Regions from separate parts of the Mus musculus genome. Here region 1 is linked to region 2. A link is a loop called in an ENCODE intact Hi-C map of the cell type or tissue named here. Cell type or tissue: heart. All regions are shown on one strand. Links, peaks and the distances in the headings refer to the core of each region. The heading gives the core; the rest is flanking DNA.

The links. A loop is a pair of places that touch in the nucleus more often than their neighbours do. Peaks named below come from ENCODE experiments on the same cell type or tissue, not always from the same donor. Only the 100,000 strongest peaks of a DNase experiment are listed, where the experiment ranks them.
Region 1: it touches region 2 in a loop (2.0-fold over the local background); 1 of 42 quality-filtered maps calls a loop at or near these places.

What each region holds. Positions count from the first base shown.
Region 1 is chr15:97,371,884-97,376,272 of GRCm38, reverse strand. Pced1b (PC-esterase domain containing 1B) reads right to left here. Exons shown (of 6, transcript NM_172293.4): 5 at 2,124-2,317. Among named protein-coding and RNA genes, the nearest start is that of Gm33325, 17 kb to the right of the region's middle. In heart, for the core only: no CTCF peak of the experiment used is centred there; a DNase peak (open chromatin) is centred at 2,322; H3K4me3 peaks cover 829 bases; H3K27ac peaks cover 1,499 bases.
Region 2 is chr15:97,579,893-97,584,281 of GRCm38, reverse strand. No RefSeq gene overlaps it. Among named protein-coding and RNA genes, the nearest start is that of Gm41394, 38 kb to the left of the region's middle. In heart, for the core only: no CTCF peak of the experiment used is centred there; DNase peaks (open chromatin) are centred at 2,371 and 3,351; H3K4me3 peaks cover 433 bases; H3K27ac peaks cover 246 bases.

The DNA.
Region 1 (4,389 bases), core at 214-4,213, 210 kb after region 2:
CGTTCCCTCTTGACCTTTGGACAGTCTTCCTCAAGGTAAATACTGGCTGTGGACTGGAATGTCTGCTCTTGGTGTTCAGAACTTCACTTCTGCATGGAAATATATGACTGGGTGGAAGGAAACTCCTTCCCCAAGGCTGGCTCGAGTCATTTTTATTTTTCATAAATGGCTTTTCCCACTATTCTCGAAACATCCAAATCCTTACAATGCTAGCTCAACTCAACTATTTCTATTTATTTCTACTTTATTGGGAGTGCTAAGGATTCAACCCAGGGTCTGACTCATGTTACATAAAACCTGTGCATTTTCATTATATACTGTGTAACAGATTCCACGTTAATAATATTAATCAACATAGTAGATAACATATGGGTATACATTCTCTCATTATATATGTAAGGTAGAACTACATGCATATTGAAAATATGCTTTAGGATTTTGCAACATTTTCAGGAGGTGAGTAGTATTCGGTTTTTGCTTCTGGTTTACCATAGTTTACATGACTAATTTTTGGGGTGGTGGTGGTGGTGGTGGTGGTGTGTGTGTCCCCGATCATCTGGGATCAAACACAGGATCTGTTTAAGATCAGTTTTGTCAGAGATTCTTCCTTTGTCCTTCAGACAGCTGTCTCCTTCCTCCTTAATGCTTGGTTTGCTACTTGAGTTAACTCGCCCTGTCCTGCAGGCTGTCCTCACTCAGGTTCCCCCTGCCTCCACATGCCAGCTGGTCTCAGGAGTCCTCTGGTCCAGGTCTCCTCTGATGTGCCCTGGCTTGCCCATCCATCACCCTATGCCTCCTCACATCGGACATTCACAGTGGGTCCTCACAGGCCGGTGAGGTGAAAACTTAGTCTACTTACAGAGAAAACTTAGTCTACTTACAGAGAAATCAACAGAAGCTATGCAAAATAGCCCAAGACTGCTCAGCTGGCAAAAGCCAGAACTGGCTGGCCTGCTATAGATAGCAAGAAGTCTTCTGATGAATTAGATAAGATTGGGGCTTAGGTTTCCTTTCTTTGGGTTAAAAAAAAATTATATTGCCGGGCGTGGTGGCACACGCCTTTAATCCCAGCACTCGGGAGGCAGAGACGGGCGGATTTCTGAGTTCGAGGCCAGCCTGGTCTACAAAGTGAGCTCCAGGATAGCCAGGGCTATACAGAGAAACCCTGTCTCGGGGAAAAAAAAAAAAACCAAAACAATTATTTTTATATATATATATAGTTTCAAAACCTGAGCTTTTAACTCAGCTATACAGATTTGTTAAAAGGAAAAGAAGGAAGTAAAATTATCTAGAAAGAAAAATATGCATGTGGTCTCCCTCCTGGTTATTCTCGGCCAGGAAAACTATTTTGCACACAGCTTTAAACGCTTCCACAAGGACACAAAGCAGGTAAGGAGCTTCTCTGGTTCGTAATAACGTAATAACTAATTAGCCTTATTACTTGCGGTGAAATGAAGCATTTCAGCCAGGGTTTAGCAACACCAACCTGGTAACATTGTTTCAGGCTCCTCTGGCGACCTTTAAGTGATTTAACTTGCTTACCCTTGTGTTCCTCGTAAGAAGCCTAAGAAACAGGTGCTTTTCTTTTTTACACATTCAAAGATCAAGGTTGACAGGGAATGGGCTCCCTGCTTCACAGCCACAGGCTCATGGGAAGCAGGGCTGGGGTGCCGAGCCTCTGTGGTCAATCACAACAGACAGGATTGCATAGACAATAAATAGATACCGCACCTCCTTTTCTCTTCAACGTGGAACTGGCTGTTTTTCTGTATCTTTTTCTTTTCTTCTTTAAGGTGTTTAATTGTTTACCAGTGTAGACCACATAACTAACAGCTTGTCCTTTGGTGCCACCAAGTCTGGTGCCTGGAGTTTCCCATCCCTCCCCCCCCCCACCTGCTCATTGACTCCTTACAGTAGAGATCTGAGAAATGATGATCGATCTGAAAATTTAAATGTATATTTAAAAGAGAATGGGGAATCTCCCAAGATCTTTCTTCCTCAGTTACATAGGGAGGAGGAGGGGGAGGAGAAGGAGGAAGATAGCCTGGGCTACAAGAGACCCATTAGCGAAAGAAAAAAAAAAAAAAAACAAAACTGAAAACAGAAAGCTGGGGAGTACTTACTTATGGAAACCACTGGTGACTTTTTTAAAAAAGGTGACTCTCTGTTGATTCTAGATCCTTCCCTAGATAGAGTCCTTTCCTGGCTGTAGATCAGAATGGCCCAGGCTCTGTCTTCGGGGTAAATAAGTTCAGCGCTGGGTGCTGCAACTTTCACAAGGCAGTGTCTGGGGAGGTGATGCCATTTCCGGTGGCCTCTGGGGCAAATGACAGGATACAACGTTTGCTCTCTTGCTTTAGGAACAATAATGACCTAAGTTTTAAGACTGCGCCGTTAACGTGGACGAGACCTGACGTGGTGGGTTGGCTCTGAATTCATTTTTATGTTGCCTTTCTCAGTAATTTAAATGTGACCCTTTGTGTTCTCTTAAGAGTTTGGGTCCTCCGTTTTTACTATGCCGGTGTGGCGAATACGAAGCAGAAAGCATTCGGCGTGGGAAAGAGAAGTTGAGGGGAGAGATTTGGGGAGATGAGAGATTTCTCCCTTCTCATTTAGTAGCCTTCATCCTGTGTTGGGGGAGGGGGAGGCTCTGCTTTTAACCCAGCCTCCCTCTCGGTCTGCACGAAGCTCGGTAGGGGGGAAGGACTGCCCTCCCCCCCCCCCCCCCCAGCTGGGAGTCGGGATATAGGCCCAAGGGAGTCCAGAAAAAGTCAGAGCTGTGACCGGGAGCCAGGTAAATGCGGGAAAGGTCAGAGTCAGCCCGGCGGTCCCTTCGACTCCCTCTCGCAGACTCCCACTGGAAGCTGTCATCTGCTGTGAAAGAAAGGGCCTCTGATTTAGCAGATAAGCTCTGGCCTTGGGTTCTGCTTGGGATGATCTCATTGTGGGGGGGAGGGACTCTCACCTCCTACTAATACTGAGATGAAAGAAGGAGGAAATGAATCAGAAAAAAAAAAAAAAAAATCAACCTAGGAGAAGAGAAACTTAAAAAAACAACAAAAACAGCTTTAAAAAAATAGTGGCTTTTTAGTAGGTGTTCTAAACACTTCAGAGCAAGCCTTAGAATTGAAGTTACTGTTTTGTGTGCTCCTTTGTATGTCTGTGTGTAAAACTCCGGCCCTGCCCTGTCTCCCTCTGAGCTCCAGCCTCAGCTTCTAACTTCCATCACAATAAACAGTAGAAAGTGTGGAACAAGAAACACTCTGCAGTGAGACCAGTGTAGGCCCAAGCTCACAATCCCAGCACTCGGGAGGGCAGTAGCTGGATCTACACAAAGCCCAGGCCTGTAACCCAACTTTTGTCTACTTAGTGGGCTCCTTTTTCTTCCACCCTTCTCCAAACCCCTTCTTCTACCCTTTCAACCCCAGAATCTCTAGGTGGGAGAGAAAAAGGGGTGGAGGGGAAAGTAGTCTACAATGGCCTTAGACTACTTCCTGCTGGTTAGGGGCGTTCCTTGGGGCAAGTTTGATCTTCGCTGTCAATTGATCTAATTTCTTCTTTCCTCTTTTTGCATACAACTATCATCTAACCACCAGTCGACCAGCCCTTCTACTGGGGCTCTCGTGTTTATACATCCTTTGATTAATTCCCAGAGTTCCAAACGGTCACACACTGGCAAAAAAACTATCAAACGATCTGCAGCTGGCAAAATCACCCCCCTCCCTGCCAGTGCACGAGGTAAGTCACAGCGAGCTGCTGTGCACAGTCTGAAGCAGCTCCGTATCCCACACCTGGGATCAAAACAAAACATATTCTTATAATATTTCTGTGTTAAACAAACATAGGAACAACAATATGAACTAGCCAGTACCCCCAGAGCTCCCTGAGACTAAACCACCAACCAAAGAAAACACATGGTGGGACTCAAGGCTCTAGTCGCATATATAGCAGAGGATGGCCTAGTCGGTCATCAATGGAAGGAGAGGCCCTTGGTCCTGTGAAGGTTCTATGCTACAGTGTGGGGGAATGCCAGGGTCAGGAAGTGGGAGTGAGTGGGTTGGTGAGCAGGGGGAGGGGGAAGACGATGGGGGTTTTTGGAGGGGAAACCAGGAAAGGGGGTAACATTTGAAATGTAAATAAAGAAAATATCTAATAAAAGAAAAGAAAAAAACAAGGGGGGAAGGGTATGGGGGACTTTTGGGATAGCATTTGAAATGTAAATGAAGAAAATACCTAATTAAAATAAACAAATAAATAAATAAAAAAGAAAAAGGGGGATCAAAACCCCAAAATAAAACAAAATTCTCAGTACACAGGCCAGCCTGAGCTATAGAGGAGACCCTGTCTTCAGCACAAATAACAAAGGGTCCCAGGGCAGTCCTGAATTCC
Region 2 (4,389 bases), core at 125-4,124:
AAAGAGAGAAAATAAAGACAAAAGAGGTTAATTAATGTGTGTAGACCTCATGAGGCCGGAGCAGAAAGACACGCATATGCACATACGCATGCGCATGCGCAAGTGCTTCTCCCATGTTGCTAAGTGAGCTTCAGGTAATTATCACGGCAGATCTAGCTCCTCATTTCCCCACATTTCTAAAAACGTCTGAAGTGTGGCATGGGCAGAGAACACCAAAGTCAACTGCTGTTAACTCTTACTCTAAGATGACTGGAAATCCAAAGCGGTGGAGACATTTCCAGCCCTTCGGAGATGGCCCGTGGTTCTCTGTGGTGCACGTACTGCTGAGAAGATGTTGCAGTAGACAGGCTATGGTTAGAACTCAGGACTTCTGAGCTCAGCAGGATGGGCTGGCTTGTAAGGGTTCAGAGAAGCAGTGAATGCATTCTGGGTGGGGCAGGAGGCTGGGGACAGGTCAGGGGAGAGCTTTAGAGTGGGGTCACATGTGCTAAATGATATGCAGCCCCCTGTACCTTGTCTTTAGTCAATACCAACAGAATATAAAAATGCCAAAATACACTGGATATTTAATGTGAAAATGGGTAAAGAAGGTTAGTCATTAATACAGGTAAAATCAGAAAGTATGCCAGGCAGTGGTGGTGCATGCCTTTACTCCCAGCACTTGGGAGGCAGAGGCAGGTGGATATCTGAGTTCGAGGCTAGCCTGGTCTACAGAGTGAGTTCCAGGACAGCCAGGGCTATACAGAAAAACCCTGTCTTGGAAAACAAAACAAACAAACAAACAAACAAACAAACAAATCAGAAAGTATGGGCACAGAGGGCAGACAGCTAGGGCCCAGCAGGGTATGAGAAAAAGACAGACAGGCAGATGCCAAATTTCCAATTTTTCCATGATAAAATAATGTATCACTTACAAAGAAAAAGGCGCACCTAAGCCTTAAGTAAGGAGATGGACCGTCTCTCCCAGCTCTGCCTCATTATGCTCGTGGTACGCGGGTGTGGGCCCTCTCAGACCTCTATCTAGGCAGTTTCCTACTGCAGAAGCTAACTCGGGCAGGCGTCAAATCAGAAGCCAGATCATGTTTCTGACCCGGCTGGGTCCTCTGCATTCACCTCTGCCTAAATGGCCTTTACAGCATGCTCCGTTCCCCAGAGCTGAGTCTGATGGAGGGGCAGGTCTTGGCGTGGACCCAGGGGCCTCTCTGGGGAGCTCTGCACCCCTGTTATTCTGTTGCTACCCTGAGATCTATCAGGACAAGGACATTGCTAGATGGACAGGTAGGACATGATTGTCCTTGCATGGAAAGGGAGAAACAGAATTTGTAATAACCCAACCCTTTCAACACCAGCAGGGCTGACCTCTGACCTCTGAGAACCATGACCTGCCAAAGTCAAATGTTCCACCCATGAGTCCACGGCTCTTGGGCCAGGTGGCTGTCACTGAGGGTTTTGTCTTCTGTCCTGCTCTTCTCTGTCGCCACCATCTGTTCTTTCCCTGTCTTTGATCTCATCACCTCCTCTTCATCCTCATCCTTCGTCTGTAGGTGGTGCTCCCCAGTGCTCATCCCGTGAGTACTGCTGGCACATACAGTGGAGTCACCCACTGCTGGACAGGTGAGCACAGCCTTGAGACAGAGAGCAGATGGTGGCATGAGATCCGGTCATCTGTGTTAAAGTAAGGCAAGAAAAACAATTTTCTTCAGGTGTCTTAAACAGGGGGAAAAAAAGTGTGTGTGTGTGTGTGTGTGTGTGTGTGTGTGTGTGTGTGTGTTGAAATCCTTTAAAAACTAAGAGTCAGCAGGTCAAATACATAGCTGAACTTGCAGGGGACCAAGGCATGGTTGTTAGGATTTTGATCAATACAATGTTCATATCAACTGGAGCTCCTGCTAGAGAAATAAGGTGAACGATGCGGTAAAGCCAGTGGCTGGAATGCTCTTCTGGCCATAGTAGCTGACTGCAGGCTCTTTGCCCTTCCTTGTCATGGGTAAATCTCTCCCTGCCCTGACGTAGATTAGATGTTGCCGGCCACAAAGCAACACAGGTGCTTCTCGCGTGGATTTTCTGTGGTCAGGGCTGAGAGATTCTAAGTATGTAGCCGCAGGTGCTGGCCAGGCTGGCTGCAAGGAGCTGAGAGTCAAGTCAGAGGATTTTACACACAGGAATCTAGCGAGAACCAGAGACTTAGTCACATGCCTGAGGCTCATGGCCCCAGCCACAGGATCAAACCACCAGGGTCCAGCGGTCCACGAGGCCACATTCTCTTTCCTTAGCAACTAATGGATTCTCTCCTCAGTATGGCAACGGATTTCCTCAGAGCCAGGGAGATTTCCTCCCAAGCTGGGAGAGCACTCCCAAGAGGGAACACAGTCATTCAGAACTTGCTGGCCGCGGTGACTCAGCATCACAGGGACCCGGCTTGGTAGGATAAGGACCTGGCCTGCACCAGCACGTGTCTACCAGCAGGTGGAGACTGTTAGCGCGGACCCGGAGGTCAGCAGCCACACCTTCTCTGGAAGCACACCCGATTGGGCCGCTGTTCCTACCTTTTAATGCTTGCTCCTGTACCACGGGGGCTGCAAGCCTGGGACTTACATTTCCCAGACTCTGTTGCTCTTCTTTGGGTTTTGTTTGTTAGTTTGTTTTGTTTGTTTGTTTGTTTTTCTGTTGCCGTGATTAGAGCACTGACCAAAAGTAACTTGGGGGAAGAAAGGATTGATCACGTCTTACAGGTTAGAGTACAGAGTTCAAGGAAGCCGGAGCAGGAGCTCAAACAGAAACCTGGAGGCAGGAACTGAATCAGAGACTGGGGGAACGCTGCTTACTGGCTGGCTCCCATGGCTTGCTCAACTAACTTTCTCCTCCTCCTCCTCCTCCCCCTCCTCCTCCTTCGATTTTTGAGATAGGGTTTCTCTGAGTAGCCCTGGCTATCCTGGAATTCACTCTGTAGACCAGGCTGACTTTGAACTCAGAAATCCACCTGCCTCTGCCTCCCAAGTGCTGGAATTAAAGGCATGCGCCACCATTGCCCAGCCTCAGCTAACCTTCTTATACAGCCCAGATCACCTGTCCAGGGATGACCCTGTCCACAGTGGACATTAAGTAACAATTAAGAAAATGTCTCACAGACATGACCACTGGCCAATCTGGTGGAGGCAATTCCTCAGCAGAGAGAGGTTCCCTCCTTCCAACTGAGCCATGTTGACAACCGAAGCTGACTATAACAGCGTGGTTTAGATTTGGTTGAGATGTTTGGGAGACAGAGAGAGTGGAGCTGTCCACCCTGGCATCAGGGGTGGGTGACAGTCACACTTGGCTTCAGAGGATGTGAACTTTCCAGTGTCTCCTAGACTTTGTGTCTGCTGTAGTCTCTGAGTTGGGGCTGGAGCAGCCCTGACGTCAACGATGACTTCCAGGGTTCTGTGACCTCTGCTCAGCTGCTTCCTGAGCTCGGCACTTAGCACTGGGACAGGAGACTCAAATAATGGACTTACTTTTTAGTTCTCCTAGAAGTCTTGCACGTAGATCCCTATAGTAAGTTTCTTTGTTTCTTTTTAAAACATCCCACACACCCCCTCCCGGAAAGAGGTTTATTCTTCTGGTATGGGAGAAACAGCAGTTTAGTGTGCCCTTCCCCCAGCCCTGAGCAGGCTAATCAGATCTTAATGGTTTGCCACAGTTGGTCTTTCTGCTCACCCAGCTAGGGTGGAGTCTTTCCAACCTAGGATGAGGTCTTCCACCTCGCCTCCCTCCTTTTCAGGTGTACCCAGTTCTCTGTGGCTGCTGGACAGCTACAGTTTAGCAGTTAATTTTAGTGTTGTGCCTCTTTAAATTATGTCTCGACGACTTCTTTATGTGACACTGAATCAGTGACCTAACCCTTTTAGCAAGAGTTTCCTCACGTATAAAGTTGGGGTATCATTATCACCATCACCATCACGCCACTACCACCACCACCACCACCACCACCACCACCACCACCACCACTCTCATCACCATCACCATCACCACCACCACCATCACCATCACCATTACCACTGTTGTCACCCTTGCAATTGCTGCTGACACAGTAGACCACAGTGACACCATGAGAGCGCTTACAAAGAACATAAGAGACAAGCTCTAACTTTCTGCCCAGATAATGTGAAAGAAGTCACTTGAATCGGCAAGGAATAAATGTATCACTGGGGATGTAAAGGAAGCTAGTTGCGGAGTGCTGCTGCAGAGACGAACGGAGGGGCTGATGGCAGGGCCGATGGGGGCTGGGCCAGGTTGATGCAGAACAGCTCCCTACTACAGTCACAGCTGACCCTCTAAGCAGAGGCAGCGTCCTCTCCCACAAGCTCAGACCATTTAAAGCGCTCAAGGCCCTGCAGTTGGGAAACTGAG